4 separate regions of the Homo sapiens genome follow, and all the other regions are linked to region 3. Evidence: chromatin contacts called from ENCODE Hi-C or POLR2A ChIA-PET data. All regions are on one chromosome and are shown on one strand. The core of a region is the stretch at or near the end of the contact, and the rest is flanking DNA. Distances in the headings are between cores, read along the strand shown.

What was found. Hi-C counts contacts between places; a loop is a spot of excess contacts on that map. ChIA-PET counts read pairs that join two places held with the same protein, here RNA polymerase II (POLR2A). Pooled maps may share reads with other maps.
Region 1: a map of ascending aorta shows a loop between it and region 3 (26-fold over the local background). The contact joins the promoter of HTT here to the promoter of FAM193A in region 3. A Hi-C loop is called at or near these places in 5 of 168 maps with a recorded cell type or tissue (CD4-positive, alpha-beta T cell, CD4-positive, alpha-beta memory T cell, Right ventricle myocardium inferior and 2 more), 6 of 37 single-sample maps with no recorded cell type and 23 of 50 pooled maps.
Region 2: a loop to region 3 is called in a map of CD8-positive, alpha-beta T cell, with 17 times the contacts of the local background. The contact joins the promoter of LETM1 here to the promoter of FAM193A in region 3. A Hi-C loop is called at or near these places in 3 of 168 maps with a recorded cell type or tissue (CD8-positive, alpha-beta T cell, ascending aorta and naive thymus-derived CD4-positive, alpha-beta T cell), 2 of 37 single-sample maps with no recorded cell type and 14 of 50 pooled maps. POLR2A ChIA-PET finds 5 or more read pairs at or near these places in 3 of 52 experiments (Caco-2, activated CD4-positive, alpha-beta T cell and activated T-cell).
Region 4: a map of CD8-positive, alpha-beta T cell shows a loop between it and region 3 (14-fold over the local background). The contact joins the promoter of NELFA here to the promoter of FAM193A in region 3. A Hi-C loop is called at or near these places in 4 of 168 maps with a recorded cell type or tissue (B cell, CD8-positive, alpha-beta T cell, ascending aorta and 1 more), 4 of 37 single-sample maps with no recorded cell type and 18 of 50 pooled maps. POLR2A ChIA-PET finds 5 or more read pairs at or near these places in 1 of 52 experiments (PC-3).

What each region holds. Positions count from the first base shown.
Region 1 is chr4:3,073,230-3,077,406 of GRCh38, reverse strand. It overlaps HTT (huntingtin), which reads right to left and starts at 2,726. Exons shown (of 67, transcript NM_001388492.1): 1 at 2,319-2,726. The coding sequence starts at 2,581. It also overlaps HTT-AS. RefSeq lists enhancers at 1,831-1,880, 1,891-2,120 and silencers at 2,281-2,350, 2,461-2,900, 3,051-3,670.
Region 2 is chr4:1,853,233-1,857,602 of GRCh38, reverse strand. It overlaps LETM1 (leucine zipper and EF-hand containing transmembrane protein 1), which reads left to right and starts at 1,447. Exons shown (of 14, transcript NM_012318.3): 1 at 1,447-1,734. The coding sequence starts at 1,653. RefSeq lists enhancers at 1-361, 1,031-1,100, 1,738-2,239 and silencers at 631-850, 1,251-1,810, 1,821-2,010, 2,805-2,981.
Region 3 is chr4:2,534,255-2,538,353 of GRCh38, reverse strand. It overlaps FAM193A (family with sequence similarity 193 member A), which reads right to left and starts at 1,707. Exons shown (of 21, transcript NM_001366318.2): 1 at 1,184-1,707. The coding sequence starts at 1,438. RefSeq lists silencers at 704-753, 498-792, 794-953, 1,004-1,293, 1,374-1,473 and 3 more.
Region 4 is chr4:2,007,504-2,011,690 of GRCh38, reverse strand. It overlaps NELFA (negative elongation factor complex member A), which reads left to right and starts at 2,717. Exons shown (of 11, transcript NM_005663.5): 1 at 2,717-2,941. The coding sequence starts at 2,732. LOC124900839 reads left to right here. Exons shown (of 4, transcript XM_047416543.1): 4 at 1,518-2,685. The coding sequence starts at 1,930. The coding sequence ends at 2,685. RefSeq lists a silencer at 1,967-2,346 and enhancers at 2,407-2,926, 2,534-3,034.

The DNA.
Region 1 (4,177 bases), core at 1,477-3,976, 540 kb before region 3:
TACTTTTGTTTTTAGAGCATTTTAAATCTATCTTACAATATGAACAGGTTATATCTGGCAGGATACATGAGGAACTGAAATAGTGCTTGTTCTTGGGGACAAAGTTAGGTACTCAGAGGAAAGGGGTGGAAGGAAGATATTTTAATTATTGCCCTTTTGTAATTACAGAATTTGTATCATGTCAATGTATTACTTATGCAAAAATAATACATTAAAAAAAATTTTTTTTGAGATAGAGTCTCGCTCTGTCACCCAGGCTGGAGTGCAGTGGCGTGATCTCAACTCACTGCAGACTCTGCCTCCCGGGTTCAAGCGATTTTCCTGCCTCAGCCTCCCAGGTAGCTTGGATTACAGGCACGTGCCACCATGACCAGCTAATTTTTGTATTTTTAGTAGAGACAGGGTTTCACCATGTTAGCCAGGCTGGTCTCAAACTCCTGACCTCAGGTGATTCGTCCACCTAGGCCTCCCAAAGTGCTCGGATTAAAGGTGTAAGCCACCTTGCCAGTCCTGATTAAATTTTTTAAATAAGGTAATCATATATTACCTTAAAGTAATGAAACAAAATCTATCTCCTTTGTCAAGGCAGCAAAGGAAATTTCTTGATACCCATATTTTGAAGATAAGCAAATGCAGGTTCTGTCAAATCAGCATAAGAAAGAGAAGGCATATTTTTAGAATGATCAAGTGTCTGAAGCAGCCCAGCAGAAAGGTCTTCCTTCCCATCAGGAGCCCTGTTTAGTGTTTACACAAGATACATGCAATGTGTGAACTTTTATGACACCTACCTCCTAGAAAAGCACTACAGTAAATTTCTGGATGAGAAATTACTTACTGAAGAGATAAGCCAAATTGTTTTAAAATTTCTCCAAATATCCAAAAAGTTTTTCCATCCTTTAGAATAATTTATTCCTAAATTTTATTCCAACAAATAAGCTAACACTGCTCTCCGAATCATTTTCTAATTAAACTTTGAAGACGAGACAAGGATCATAACAGAAACAAAGAACAAGAAATATTACTAAAAATTAATCAGTCTTAACAGAGATATTCTTACCAAATGCCATCTGGGACACATCCAGATCGGAAATAGAATACTGAGAGGTAAGAGAAAGGCCTGAACTGCACCAGAGTACTTCCTAACTCCTACTGTACACTCGACACACAGACTTCCAGGGAAAGTCCTGGGGTTCCGCTAGATGTTTTAATGGTCTCTCTTTTCCTGTTTCAAAAATTCTCCCCAAGAACAAGCAACAGAAACCCCTAGCTTCCAAAAAGTAACAAGCTGTCAGCAATGAAGCAAACAGAAACCCTTTCACTGGCACATCTGAGATGCCCACGGAGTCTGCGGACCCCCCGTATTCTGGCAAGCCTGACTGGAATACTGGTAAAATGTACACCTCATTCATCCCTCGGCAATTAACCTCCCCATCAGCAACGTGTTGGTTTTATTCCCAACACACATAGGCAAAAAACTTCAATCAACTCTTCCTAATATTTAAGATAATTTCATTAATCACCACGTAAGTTCACCACTTTACTTGGCAACCACAACTCATTCAAACGCCTGCAGACCAACTTAGGCTTAGATGAGCAGATCTCTTAGGTGGTGCTTAAAATCGTGTTACTACCACCGTGATCATGAACTAAATGAAATGTCCTGACAATGTAGGAAGAGCCTCAAATCTCAGGCTGTTTTAAGTGCCACTAGGAAAAGAAATCTCCCATTGGACGCGCCCTCACTCCCCGCCCCCCCCCTGCCCCGCCACTCCCGCCGAGGCGTCCTAAAAGCATTATGTCATCCACTGCCCCCACATCTCTCCAGCTCCAAACCCCGCCTCCTCTCGAAGTGTCCCGCGCCCCCAGCCCTCTTCCCTCTCAGACTAGAAGAGGGAAGTGGCACTGAGCAAATCTCGGCTCCTCCAAGTTCTCTTCACAACGCAGTTAAAAGAACCCCCGCCCTGGTTTCTCGCAAATAAAAAGAAACAAGTTCTCGCCCCAACTCTTCGCATCCTGCGAAGGGCGAGAGGGCTGAGGCCGTGACTCCCCTCGGTGAATTCAGGACAGGCCCCAACAAGGCTCTGCCTCCCCTCGCGAGAGGACAAGGGAAGACCCAAGTGAGGGAGCGGGGCTGAAGTGGGGGAAGGCCTCGCCCCAGGAGGGGGCGGGTGTCCCTCATGGGCTCTGGGTTGCTGGGTCACTCTGTCTCTGCGGGGCCGGGGGTTCGTGTCGCCGGCCCGCAGGCTGCAGGGTTACCGCCATCCCCGCCGTAGCCTGGGACCCGCCGGGACAGGGAGCTGCAGCGGGCCCAAACTCACGGTCGGTGCAGCGGCTCCTCAGCCACAGCCGGGCCGGGTGGCGGCGGGGGCGGCGGCGGGGGCGGCTGCGGCTGAGGCAGCAGCGGCTGTGCCTGCGGCGGCGGCTGAGGAAGCTGAGGAGGCGGCGGCGGCGGCGGCGGCGGTGGCGGCTGTTGCTGCTGCTGCTGCTGCTGCTGCTGCTGCTGCTGCTGCTGCTGCTGCTGCTGCTGCTGGAAGGACTTGAGGGACTCGAAGGCCTTCATCAGCTTTTCCAGGGTCGCCATGGCGGTCTCCCGCCCGGCACGGCAGTCCCCGGAGGCCTCGGGCCGACTCGCGGCGCCGCTCAGCACCGGGGCAATGAATGGGGCTCTGGGCCGCAGGTAAAAGCAGAACCTGAGCGGCCGTCCATCTTGGACCCGTCCCGGCAGCCCCCACGGCGCCTTGCGTCCCAGACGCTGCGCCGGCGGAGGCGGGGCCGCGCCGGCGGAGGCGGGGCCACGCCGGCCAGCATGATTGACAGCCCTAGCCTGCGGACTCTGCCAATGGCTGGCCAGGGAACCAGCCCGCCCCTGCCCCCGCAGGTTCTGCCTCACACAGCAAGGCCGCTGACAGCGCAGCGCCCCACCCGGGCGAAGGCGCGGGGCTCAACGGAGAGGGGACGGGGCGTGGTGAGACTGTAATGGGGTGAGGCGAAGCTGTGTGTGAAGTGTCGCGGCGAGGCGGGACGAGGAAGGGACGGGGCGGGACTGCATGGTAAGGGAGGCGTGGCGATGCGGGGGGCGTGGCGATGCGGGGGGCGTGGTGAGGTAGGGGCGTGGCGAGGCCGGGGCGGGGCACAGCAGGGAGGCCGCCTGAGGGGCGGGGCGAGACGGGGGCGGGGCGGGGCGATGCTGGGGACGGGGACATTAGGCAGGCCGGCTGAGGGGCGGGGCGGCTGAGGGGCGGAGCGGGATAGGGGAGGGGACTGGCCGGTGAGGGGTGGGGAGGCTGGGGGCGGGGCAGGAAGGTGAGAGGTGGGGCGAGGGAGGGGTGGGGCGCGGAGGGGCAGGGCCATGGAGGGGCTCGCCCATGAAGGACGGGGCCATGGACGGGGCGGGGCCGTGGAGGGGGCGCCGAGCGCGGGCGCAGGCCCATGCGGAAAGGATCCCCCGCCGACGCCTGGAGCGGGGCGACAGCCGGCCGTGGACTCTGAGCCGAGGTGGCCTTGGGGTTTGCCCTCCCGCCACACTGGCCCGTGGCCAGAGCCATACTCACCCGGACAGCCCTGCGGGGAGCCAGCTGCGGGGCTCTCTGCACGGGGAGAGGGTGGGCGAGCTCCTGCGCAGAGCGCAGAGAATGCGCGTGGTCGGCACGACCTGAGGACCCCAAGTGTGACCCCCACCCCACCCCCAGTGAGCTGGAGAGGCCCCTGCAGGGCGGTGTCCACAGGCCTGGCGCCCCCCATCGGTCCCAGCGCAGCGCCCCGGAAGGGAGGAGAGGGTCTGGGGCAGGCCTGGGTGGTCAGCGCCTGCTGCCCACAGAGGCACTGTGATTAGTGCAGCGAGAAGCAGCTATGGCCACAAGATGCCGCCCACAGGAATGAGTCCCGACCTGGGGGCGTTTCTTTATGGGAGTGCACCCCTGCTCTGACCTTCCGGCAGGACCCCCAAGGGGCGTCATTCAGCAGCAGCTCAGCAGAGGTCTGTGGGGCACCCCCTCACGCCTGGGACACAGGCCGTGGCGGGCAGGGTCCTGGTCTCCAGAGCCTCCTGCCTTTTGGGTGGTAGAGGGGCAAACGGAGAGGGCAGCTGTCCAGCCTGCCCAGCAGGGAGTAAGGTTGGCCTCAGAGACAACCGCCCAGCCGGGGGGTGATGCAGGCAGAGAGGAGCCCAGTAAAGCCT
Region 2 (4,370 bases), core at 198-2,697, 680 kb after region 3:
GGAGCCTCCTAGGGAGATGTGCCATTCAACCAGCCTCTCAAGACTGGGGAGCTGGCTGGCATCAGGCGTTTCACACCCCATGCGCTCCAGGGAACAGAGATGCTGAGTGTGCACTACAAGACCCTCCCCAGGCGGTGCCCTGAGGTGCCGCGGAGAAGCAGGAGGAGGCAGGTTACATCCCTGAACAAGACAGAGGGCAGGGCAAGTGCTGTGCTGGGGATCTCCTAGCTGGAGATCTCCACCAGCTGGGCCCCCAGCGCCGCAGGTCCCCATTTTTCTCCCTGCCTGCTTTCTCTGCCCCAACTCAGGGATCCTCATCTTAGGGAAGGAAGGGGAAGGTGGAGCTCAGAGGTCACGGTCTGCTGGGAGGCTGCACGGTCTCTCTCCCCTGGACTGGTCAGGGCCGGCTATTAAACTGGGCTGGGGGGAGGCTCCTGGGAGACGGCGCATGAGCGGTCCGCGAGCCCAGCCCAGCTCTGGCGGGAATTCTGGAGACTTCGAGCCAGGTCCTTGGCGTCCTGGGCTTCGGCTGTTCCTTCTTGGACTGGGAAGTGGAGCGGACAGGGTATGGCCCAGGTTAGGAAGTCTGGCGCTCTTGCGGCGCGCGGGACCCCAGGGGCTGCTTAGGCCAGAGCGAAACGAGGGGTCCCCCCGCGCCAACGCAGGACCCATATCTACCCCTCCCGCTCAGACGGGAGGACGCGGTGTGCCGGGATGGGGGGCCGCTATGCTGGCTGCGCCGCCACCCGGCCTAGTGCCCTCGCCTCCAGGGGCCGGCATGGCCCTGTCCTTCGGGGCGGGACCCTGCGCTCCCGTCCCCCCAGTGGTGACGGGGACTCCCGACGCCGAGCAGCGCCGTATCTGGGGAGCGCCGCCCGGTACGCAGGGAAGAGGCACTCAGAGCTGCGCGCGCCAGAGTGCAGACCGCCGAGGGCAGAGCCACAGAGCAGGGGGGCCGGCGAGGGACCGCGGCCGAGGGCGTCGAGGGCGCCCCTCCATCCCCAGCGTCCCCTGACTTGCCCTTGGAGCCCCAAGCTCCCAGGAGCCGTTTTCTACTCGTGGGTGCAGGACTTAGTCCCAGAAAAGTTCCGGACACACGCGCTGCTGCCGCCGCCCGGAGACGAAAAGACACTCCCCGCGCAAGCGCGGCCGACTCCCTCAGCTCCTGCGGCCGCCACGCTGCGAGCCCCGGCGTCCACGGTACGACGGGAACCAGGATGCAGCGAGCCCCAGGAGCCAGCCGCCCCGGTGCACGCCGGGACCGGTAGTCCGCGCCTCAGGGTAGTCCGCCGCTCCGGTGCACGCCGGGATCGGTAGTCCGCACCCCAGCGTGCAGGCCGTCCCGGTGCACGCCGGAACCGGTAGTCCGCGGTGGCGCGGTCCGCCCCTCACCTGGCCAGCGGCGGGCGCTGAGGGGCCCAATGGGAGCCGCGGCCTGGCCGCCCCGCCCCGCGCCTCCGGACGTCTGTGCCGGGACAAGGCCGCCGCTGGTGCCGGGTCCTTGAGGAGAGCGCCTCCCGTCCGAGGCCAGCCGCCTCTGTCAGCCGTCCGCGCGGGCCGGGTCTGAAGCGCCGCCGGGACGGCGAAGAGCCGCGGCCGCCGCGGAGAAGGAGGCAGCGCAGGAGGCCGGAGCGGCCGCCGCGCCCGAGCACATGGCGTCCATCTTACTGAGGAGCTGCCGCGGCCGGGCGCCCGCCCGCCTCCCGCCGCCGCCTCGGTACACCGTCCCGCGGGGTAAGCGGCGGGCACCCCAGGGCGGGGCCGGCTCCCGGCTGGTGGGTCGGGAGCGCGGACGACCCGCGGGTTCGGGCTGGTTGTCACGGCGATGCGGGGAGCCCGGTGGTCCCGGCCTCCGGAGCCCCTGCGGGACCGTGGGGCCCCGGGTCTCGTCGCGGGCTGGGCCGCCAGCGCCGGGCGGAGCCGCTGGGCCTCTGCCGTGTGTTGTGACCTTAGGCGGCCGGGTCCCCCGGGTCACTGCCTCAGAGACAGTGGGAAAATTCTGAAGGGCTGGGCAGCCCTGGCGCGCCCTGCGCGAGTAAGCTTGGTGGAACGTGTCCACGCACGAGGACGGCCGTGCCCTTTGGTCACGTTTGGGGTCCCGGAGACGAGACTGGGTGGGCAGGGCAGACACCGGCGAGCAGGACCTGCTGGGCTGCAGGAGCCTTCCTGGTCCGTCACTGATGAGGTGATGCCAGCACCTACAAACCCCTGTGGTGTGATTAGGCCGCGACCGGCACCCGGGGAACACGGGGACTCCGGAGCCGCTGAGGGTCCTCAGGGTGCGTGGCTTTAGCCCCCCTAGCCTCAGGTGCTGTCTGGAGTGAATGCTGTCCCAGGGTGTGCCCACCTCCTCTCTCTCTCTAATTAACCAACTTATTTGAGTCTATGTCCTTATTTGTAAAATTGGAATAAACATAAAACTTGCTAAGAGGGACTCAAGTAAAATAATTAGTGCAGTGGTGCGATCATACTCACTGCACCTCAAACTCCTGGGCTCAAGCTATCCTTCTGCCTCAGCCTCCCAAGTTGTTAGTTGTGCCACACAACACCCAGCTAATTTTTTTTTTTGTAGTTTTTTTGTAGAGACAGGGTCTTGGTATGTTGCCCAGCCTGGTCTTGAACTCCAAGGCTCAACTGATCCTCCTGCTTTGGCCTCCCAAAGTGCTGGGATTACAGGAGCCACCATGCCCAGGCACCCAGCTTCAATATTCTTGTCTCTGTTCCCCACCCCCAAAGAGATAGATTGAAGTTGCCCTGAATGTATCCTCCCAATTCTTGTTTTTTTTTGTTTGTTTGTTTGTTTGTTTTTAAAGACAGAGTCTCAATCTGTTGCTCAGGCTAGAGTGCAGTGGTGTGATCTTGGCTCACTGCAACCTCCACCTCCTGGGTTCAAGTGATTCTCTTACCTCAGCCTGCCGAGTTGCTGGAATTATAGGCACCCGCCATCACGACTGGCTAATTTTTGTATTTTTAGTAGAGACTGTTTTCTCCGTCTTGGCCAGGCGGGTCTCGAACTCCTGACCTCAGGTGATCCACCCACCTCGGCCTCCCAAAGTGCTGGGATTACAGGCGTGAGCCACCGCGCCCGGCCCCCAATTCTTGTAATTTTTTTTTTTTTTTTTTGAAATGGAGTCTCGCTCTGTCATCCAGGCTGGAGTGCAGTGGCATGATCTCGGCTCACTGCAACCTCTGCCTTCCAGGTTCAAGCGATTCTCCTGCCTCAGCCTCCTGAGTAGCTGGGATTACAGGCGCACACCCTCATGCCTGGCTAATTTTTGTATTTTTAGTAGAGATGGGGTTTCACCATGTTGGTCAGGCCGGTCTTGAACTCCTGACCTCGTGATCCACCCACCTCAGCCTCCCAAAGTGCTGGGATTACAGGCGTGAGCCACCTCGCCTGGCCAATTCTTGTAATTTTTACAATAATGGCTGGTTAGCCACTGAAACTTTTGGAGTGGTGAGAGGATGTTGAGTGGTGGAACTGCACAGTCTGAAGGTGGAGCTCAGCATGTGGTCTTTCCAGTTGCTGTGTTAGATGTTAGAGCTCTCTCTGGACCTCTTGATGGTGATAAAAGTACTTTTAACACTTCGTGCTTATTATCAGATTTTTGATAAATAATAATAATAATTAGCTTTTTATGTGCGATTCTGTCATTTCAGGAACACAAATGTCTTCTGTAGTTACTACTGTGCTTTGTGACAGGGACACTGGCAGGTCTGCTGTAGAAACAGTAGGGATTTCAGAGCCAGCGAGACCCAGGGCTGGACTGTGGAGGAGGTCCCTGAACTGATGAGTGATACACCGAGTGGAGTGCTGCAGGCCCCTGCTATTAACATCTTAGATGAGTAGGGTTCGTTGTCACAGTTAATGAACTGACCTTGATCTGTTACTGTTCACTAAAGTCCATAACATATTCAGATTTTCTTTACTCTCCCGTTCTCCATTCTGAGGTCCTTTTTCTGTCCCAGGACCCATCTGTACCACCCTTCTTGATTGCCTCTCAGGCTTTCCTTGTCTGCAGTGACCTTGACAGCTTTGAGGAGTACTGCCCAGGTGGAGTGTAGGGTGCTGCTCTACTGGTATTTCTTGATGTTTCCTCATAATTAAGCTGGGAAAGATGGTTTTTCAGGAGGAAGACCACAGAGGTGAAGCATCCTTATCATATCCCGCCGAGGCTCCATGCTGTCCAAATGATTTGTCACTGTTGATGTTGACCTTGATCAGTAGGCTGAAGTGGTGTTTGTCAGGTTTTTCACTGCCCAGTTACTCTTGTCCCACCTCCCCATTTGTCCTTTTTGGGAGGAAGTCGCTTTACGAGCAGAAGCAGGGCTGACTCCAAGGGCTGTGTGGGAGAGGGGGCCTCTGGCCT
Region 3 (4,099 bases), core at 458-2,957:
GGCGCATGCCTGTAGTCCCAGCTACTCGAGAGGCTGAGGCAGGAGAATCGCTTGAACCCGGGAGGCGGAGGTTACAGTGAGCCAAGATCGCGCCATTATTGCACTCCAGCCTGGGCGACAGAGCGAGACTCCGTTCTCAAAAGAAAAAAAAAAAAAGAACAATTTGTGTCATGATTTAGCACAAAAATACTCCCAACGCTTCTTTCATTTTTTAATTGCAATATCTTTAAAACTACATAATTTAAGAGTTTAAATAACATTATAAGAACGCAACTTTTCAAAAAAAATCTATTCTCTTTCAGCAGACAATGGGATAACTGGAAATGACTGCGCCAATTGCATACCCACTTATAAATAGTGTACCCTCTGAAATGTTGTGACCAACGGTTGAATAAAAGTGGCAGGAATCCATAATTGGTAGGTGCAATGTGTGCTAGCTGTCTTCATAAACAAAACTGAAAAAAATCACCTTTCAAATTCCTTAAGTTCGAACCCTAAATACATACCTGAGTAACCAAACCACTAAATACCCCTGAAAACTTAACAAAGCGGGGGAGGAGGGGCCAGGGCTGCCAGCTCCAGGTGGCTGTCAGGTAGATTTCAAATAACCACATAGGAGGACCAAAGGAAAACTTCCGGGAGGCCCTTCTCAATCATCACGCGCACGGAATAACGAAGGTGGCCAGAGAAACATTTCAAAGCCCTGGGAGCGAAAGGGCAGCTTTGCTCACTCCCGGAATCGCAGTCGCTCTGGAACCGCCGCAGCGGGCGAGGCGCCACGACAGAAGCCCGGGCCTCGCGGGTATCACCCGCCGGGTCCAGCGGAAGGCGAAGCGCCGTGCGCGGAGCTGCACCCCGGAGACGTCCCCGCCCGTTGAGGGGCTGCTCCAGCCTGCGGACCAGCCCGTCGCCGTGAGCGGCGGCCCCGGTGTAGCCCTCCCGCCGCCTCTGCTCAGGTTCTCCTCTCAAGAGGCTGACAGAGGCCGCGTCACGCCGAGCACGGCCCACCTGCCGCCCTGCCCCGGGACCTCGGCAAGCGCAGCGCCGCAGGACCCGTTATCCGCCCGCCCGCAGCATCCCGCTCCCAGGCCCGGGGCCGACAGCGGGAGGCCGAGCTCCGCCAAGGCGCGAGGGAACGGCAACCGCGTACCGCCATCGACCCCTGCCCGCTGCCGCCGCTTACCTCGAAGTAGCCTCCGGGGGCGGCGCCGCCCGCGCTCGCGCCCGCGCCGAGAGGCCCGTTGGCCGCCGCCGCGCCGCCCACCAGGCCTGCCGCGCTGCCCGGGGCCGCCAGGCCCGCGGCCTGGGAACCGCGCAGCGCCGCCGCCGGGCCGGCCTTGCCGCTGCTCGCGCCGCCGTTACCCCCGCCCGAGCCGCCGCCGCCGCCCCGCTTGTTCTTCCGGCGCTTGGCCCCGCGCTTGGCGTCGGCTGGGCTCATGGCGGGCGGGGAGAGGGGCGCAGAGCGGGCGCGGGGGCCGCGGGCGGCGGCGGAGGGCGGGGAAGGCGGGGAGGCTGAGGCGGCCGCGGCGGCGGGCGCTCCGGCCAGCCGGGGGGCGCTGCGCGGGGTCGCGTCCGGGTCGGGGAGGGCTGGGGCGGGCGGGAGCTGCGGGGCAGGCCGCTGGGCGGGAGGAACCGCGAGTCCACAGTCCCGGCGCCGCGGCTGACCAGAGTTAGAGTCCAATATGGCGGACACAAGGGGAAAGGGATCCCAGTTTACGTCGGGGGAGGGGGAAGGAGCAGCGGGGAGGGGGAGGGGTGTGGGCCCCCACCCCCCACCCCCACCCCGCCTTACTCCGCCCCCCGGCTCTGCTTTTCCCTTTGCTTGCCCACCCCCTCCTGCCGTTAACGTGCCTCGGCGCGCAGGACACGCCGGGAACTGAAGTCCGTGCTGCCCGTGCAGCAGCTGGGGGTACCCGGGGGTGGACCACGATTCCCGTCAGGCCTTGCGAGGCCGAGGGCCCGGGCGCTGGGAGGAGCTGGGGCCAGGGAGCTGGATGCGGCGGTGATGTCACCGCCTCGCTCGTCGCCGCAGGTCCCGCCCGCGCCGCGCGGCCTTCTGGGCGTTGTGGTCGGGCGTAGGGCTAGGCCGGCAGGAGGCCGCGCCGCCGCCCGCGAGGCAAACTACACGGCTGGCGGCAGGGAGTTCCGCCTCTCTGACCGGTGTCCGCTGCCCGCCCGCCCCGCCCGCCTCGCCCGCGCCCCTGTCCGCCGCCCAGGTGCCGCAGACCGGCGCGGCTCCCGGGATGCACCAGGGGCGGCGCGGCGCGGCCCTGGCCTCGCCAGGAACGCCCGGTGACCTTGGGCTAGTCTAGTTCTGGTCCAGATGACTCAGTGAGGACCACAGAATCCCTGCCTCGTGGGCTGGGCGGGGGTTCGGGCAGCGCTGGAAAGCCGGGCGCGGTGCGGTGGGGTCCGCCTGGGTGCGGAGGCAGCGGCGGAGCCGGCGAATCTTGGACCGGGCCTGGGGCTGGGACACGCCGGTCGGTTCCCCGAGAACCCCTCGCCTAAAGGGTGCTCTTCCCGAGCCCGCCCTCTCCCTGCTATCCCGTTAAGCCCTCTCCAGTGGTCCCGGTGCCTTGCTAATCCACGGGGCCCTAGGACGATCCGGCCGTGTCCCACACCCTCGCACTCACGCACCTCGGGGACGACTAGCCGGGTCAGACCCTCGCAGACGTCCAGATCAGAAATAAGGGCTTGCGTCTGGACCCTCCTCCCTCCGCGGCCTTGCAGACATCTGCGAGCCCCAGGCAGAGCTCTGCCCTGAGACCCGGGCCACGGGGGGACCCTGCCGGCGGCTCCGCCCCCTGGAGGGCCCCGCTTACCACAGACACAGAGGCACAAAGGACATGATTTCCCCTTTTTGGTTCCACCGGTGGTGTCAGGCCGAGAGGCGGCGGGCTTGGCATTGGGATGTACGGCCTGCCAGGCTCCCCTTGCAGCGTTAACCGAGCTCTACTGTTCGTCCTGGGTCCCCGCAACCCGCCCCAGCTGCAGCCACAGCCTCCTGATCCTCTGACCCATTCTTCATGACACAAGCAGAAATCTCATGTGATCAGAAGAAAGCTACCCTTAAAGCCATTCAGATACCATCCTAGACGAAAAAAGGCCCCCCGCCCCATCAGGGTCTTGGATGATCCTGCCACTGAACATGGATTTTGAGAGAGCGGGTAGGAATGCGTTTCTGGCCTCTTTTTCAGTGTCATAGGCTGTCCCTGCCCCTTGCCTCAACCCCTGTCCTTTCCTTTGTCATAGCACATTGCACAGGATTGGGATTCATGATGTCACCAGTATCCCCAAAGACAAAAGGTTTTATTGGGCAGGAGAGAACCTGAGAATGCCTGCCTCACACACCTCTGACACCCAAGCTACTGCAAAGCAAGAGGCTGAGCACCCAGCACTCTACTATTTGCTGAATCAATGAATGACAATAATGACCATTAGGCCTGGGTGCCTTGGCTCATGCCTGTAATCCCAGCAGTTTGGGAGGCCGAGGTGGGCGGATCACCTGAGGCCGGGAGTTCAAGACAGCCTGGCCAGCAAAGCGAAACCCCGTCTCTACTACAAATACAAAAATTAGCTGGGCATGGTGGCACACACTTGTAATCCCAGCTACTCGGGAGGCTGAGGCAGGAGAATCGCTTGAACCCGGGAGGCAAGGGTTGCAGTGAGCCGAAATAGTGCCATTGCACTCCAGCTTGGGCAACGAGCAAAACTCCGTCAAAAAAAAAAGAGGCCGGGCACAGTGTGGCTCTCGCCTGTAATCCCAGCACTTTGGGAGGCCGAGGTGGGGCGGGTCATGAGGTCAGGAGATTGAGACCATCCTGGCTAACACGGTGAAACCCCGTCTCTACTGAAAATACAAAAAATTAGCCGGGCCTGGTGGCGGATGCCTGTAGTCCCAGCTACTCAGGAGGCTGAGGCAGGAGAATGGCGTGAACCTGGGAGGCGGAGCTTTCGGTGAGCCCAGATCAAGCCACTGCACTCCAGCCTGGGCCACAGAGCGAGACTCCGTCTCAAAAACTCAAAACAAAACGAAAGAAAGAAAAGAATAAAAATAATGACAGGCCGGGCCTGGTGGCTCATGCCTGTAATCCTAGCA
Region 4 (4,187 bases), core at 1,468-3,967, 530 kb after region 3:
ACTACCTGATTTCAACACTTATTTTAGAAAGCTATAGTAACCAAGACAGTCTGGTATTGGCATAAAGATAGATGAGTAAGTCAGGATAGAAAAGTCCAGAAAGGATCGTCATTTCGACAAATAATATGGGAACAACTGGATACCATGTTTTAAAATGAAAAAAACTTTGGCTTTCTAATTTTGCAATCTGATAGGTGTAATGAGGCATCTTGTTATTTTAATTTGGGTTTGTCAGGTTGCTGATGAATTTAAGCATCTCTCCATGTGCTTCTCCGGTATTTGGGTTTCTCCTACGAATTGCTTTTTTTTTTTTTTTTTTTTTTGAGACAGAGTCTCGCTCTGTGGCCCACGCCTGAGTTCAGTGGTGTGATTTCCGCTCCCTCCAACCTCTGCCTCCTGGGTTCAAGCGATTCTCCTGCCTCAGCCTCCTGAGTAGCTGGGATGACAGGCATGAACCACCACGCCCCACTGTTTTCGTATTTTTAGTAGAAACGGGGTTTCACTATGATGGCCAGGCTGTGAATTGCCTATTCTTATCTTCTGCACATTTGTCTATTGTCGGTCTTTTTCTCGTCGATTTACAAGCATTCCTTTTTTCATTCTGAATATTAATCCATTGCTTTCTGATGCTGTAACTAAGTCCTCCTAGTGGTTTGTCTTCTTGGTTAAGCCAGATGTTAACTTGGATTTTTCCTGCATAAAACTGAAGACTCAAGATGCATCAAGCACTGTATACAGAAAAGTGCTGCGTATCCTACAGAAAGCTACAGACAGTTGGGGGTCAGAATCATTCGGATTGTTTCAAGTTTGGGGCTATTATAAATAAAGCTGCTATAAACGTTTGCACACAGGTTTCTGTGAACAAAAATTTTCATTTCAACCAACTAATGTTTACGGTTCAATCATGATTTCACAACTTGAAGTAACTTTCACTCTTCTCATACTAAATTTGATATGTCGTCCACTGTTAAACTATTTCTTACCCTCAGATTATAATTATTAAACTTTTTTTTTTTTTTTTGAGAGGGAGTTTTGCTCTTGTGGCCCAGGCTGGAGTGCAATGGCAAAATCTCGGCTCACCGCAGACTCCGCCTCCCGGGTTCAAGCCATTCTCCTGCCTCAGCCTCCCGAGTAGCTGGGCTTACAGGCAAGCCATGCGCCACCAAGCCCGGCTAGTTTTGTATTTTTAGTAGAGACGAGGTTTCTCCATGCTGGCCAGGCTGGTCTCGAACTCCCGACCTCAGGTGATCCGCCCGCCTTGGCCTCCCAAAGTGCTGGGATTACAGGCGTGAGCCACCGTGACCGGCCTAATCATTAAACTTCTTTCAGCACTAGCCCCACTGATGTCACAACTTCACCCATTAGTCAATAACTTGTCTTTGCTGAATTCGACACTTTTGAATCATTTAAAAAATATTCTCTTAAATTTTATGTGCTATTTGCAATGTAACGGTTGTCGACATGACAGTTTTAAGTTTAATCTTTATCATCAACATTTTCTCTATCACTTTCTTCAGTTTAAGCAATCAACAAAACCACCGCTCCAGCACTGATTTGTAGCATTTGCGGGTTTCCCCCGTGTGACTTCCGCAGGACTGCCAAGTTCAAGCCGCCAGGGCCAGGGCACTGCTAGCAGCTGGGCTGAGCCCTGTTCTCCCGGCGTTCCCACCGCCCAGTGGCAATAGCTGTGAACGGCGGCAGGAGCATGGCAGTGGAACAATAAGGAAAAGATCTTTTAAAAAAAAGATATAATACAGAAGCCAAGCAAGGCGGCCCCGACCTGTAACCCCAGCACTCTGGGAGGCAGAGGCGGGCGGGCGGATCGCTTGAGCCCAGGAGTTTGAGACCAGCCTGGCCAACATAGGAAGGCCTCGTCAAAAAGACAAAAGGGTAAAACGAATTTAATAAAATGAAGTTTAACTTTTACTCATGTTTGTATCTAATGACAAGCTTTTAAAACTGAAAAGTTCACTACTGGCTCCTGCCTGGCGGCTCCAGCCCGACTGGGGGCCGGGGCCTCCCTGCACTGTGGGGTCACGAGTGCCCCTGGACAGCTCCCGAGCGCCCTCCGACCCGCATGCTCAGCGCAGCCCCGTCGGCGGCGCGCCACGGGCAGAGCGGGCTCAGCGGGGGACGGAAGCTCAGCGCTGCGACCGGGATCCCGCAGGCTCGCTCCGCAGGGCCGCGGCTCCTCTCCGTGCAGGTGCTGGGCCCGCGGGGGCGGGGCGTCCACACGGTCCGCGCCGAGACCCAAGCGGGGAAAAAGCGAAGAGCGGACAGCGGGGCAGGTGCCACAGGGAGCCTCCGCCCCACCGCGCGAGCAGCAAGTCTGCGGCGCTTGACACCTGCACTGCGAATGCCAGGCCGCAGCCCGGGCTCCCAAGACGCGAATACGCGCGCCTGCTCGTGACGTCATTTTTTGCGGTCTTCCCGAGAGCCAGCAGAGGGCGCCGCCATGATGTTTTACGGAAGCCGATAGTCCTTGCTCAGCGGCACCCCGTCCTTCCGGCTCTCGGCTTTGCCACAAAGCTTCCCGAAGACGCGGCCGCTACCCGGAGACGCGGTCGCCACCCAGAAGCGCTCTCCCGGGAAGCCCCGCTCGTGGGACCGCGCCACCTGCGCCGCCTCTGCGGCCCGCAGCCCGACGGGCGCCGCCATGTTGGGGTCCTAGCGAGGGACGCGTAGGTGTCTTCATAAGATGCCGGGGCAGCGGCGCGCGCTTTCCCCCAAGATGGCGTCCATGCGGGAGAGCGACACGGGCCTGTGGCTGCACAACAAGCTGGGGGCCACGGACGAGCTGTGGGCGCCGCCCAGCATCGCGTCCCTGCTCACGGCCGCGGTCATCGACAACATCCGTCTCTGCTTCCATGGCCTCTCGTCGGCAGTGAAGCTCAAGTTGCTACTCGGGACGCTGCACCTCCCGCGCCGCACGGTGGACGAGGTAAGGCAGGCGTGGCGCCCCGCGGCCCCCAGATTCCCAACCTTCCCACCTCCGACCCGCACACCCAACTCCGGACCCTCCTCGCTCCCTCCCCCAACCTTCCCATCCCCCTTCAGACTGTTAACCCCCCCGGCCCGCCCTCACGCCCCCTCCTCGCTCCTCCGAATACCTCCCTCCAGTCCTCACCTCCCCCTGGGTCCTCATCCCCCGCCTCGATCCTCATCTCCCACCTCGGTTCTCATCCCCACCGTGGGTCTTCAGGACCCCCCGCCCCTCCTCGCCCCCTGGGAATCCCCCACTAGGGTCCTCACCTCCCTACTTTTCGTCCTCACCCCTACCCAAGTTTTCACCTCCCCTGGGATCCTCAATCTCCTCCCCGCCGGGCCCCGGGTTCTCGCTACGACCCCCAGGTCCTCACTCCCCTCCCTGGGCCCCCGGGTACTCATCCCCACCCGCCCCCGCCTCCCCCGCCTTCGGTCCTCACCACCCTAATCCCCCACCGTGCCGAAGCGACCGACTCTTGGAGCGGGGGTGCGCCGGCCCCAGCGGGGTCTCCCATCGGGGTTTCCCGTCGGGGACGCAGCCCTGGTGACCTGGGCGAGGGCGGGGATCCCGAGAGAAACCCCCGCGTGAGGAAGGGGCGGCCTGGGCTCGGTAGCTCCAGTGTCCGCTGACTGGATTTTCTTGTTCTCACCTCGCAAAGACCCCGGCCGTCCGGAGCGCTCTGTGTCCGTTTTACTCTTTTCTACACGCCGTTTTGCGTCATTCCAATAAGTGGGTGTGTGAGGTTTGTTTTCTTTTTTCCTAAACTTTATATTGTATCGCTTTCCGTGCGAAATAAACCGAGTAGTTTTGCAGACTATTGAAGCCCCATGGTTGTTTAAACGTTCCTGGCTACTGATGTATTATTAGCTATTATAGGTTGTAATTGCTTTTGATTGAGATATGACATGTATGGAAAAGTGCATTTTTGTTCAGTTTAACGAATAATAATAGCATCGCGAGCCACTCCTGTGATCCTTACACAGGTGGAGAAGTAGAACCATGCCTGTTCCTTGGAAGCCTCCCACTGGTAATCACGGCCTTCTTCCTTTCCCCTTCCTCATTTTGGAAAGGTAATCATTTCTGTGCCATCTCCCCGGTGTGAGCAATTATTTATGCACCCCTAAATGGCACAGCTTGGTTGCCGGATTTGGAGTTAGTGTGATGGTATCATAGTGTATTTTGTGTGTGGCGTGCATGTGTC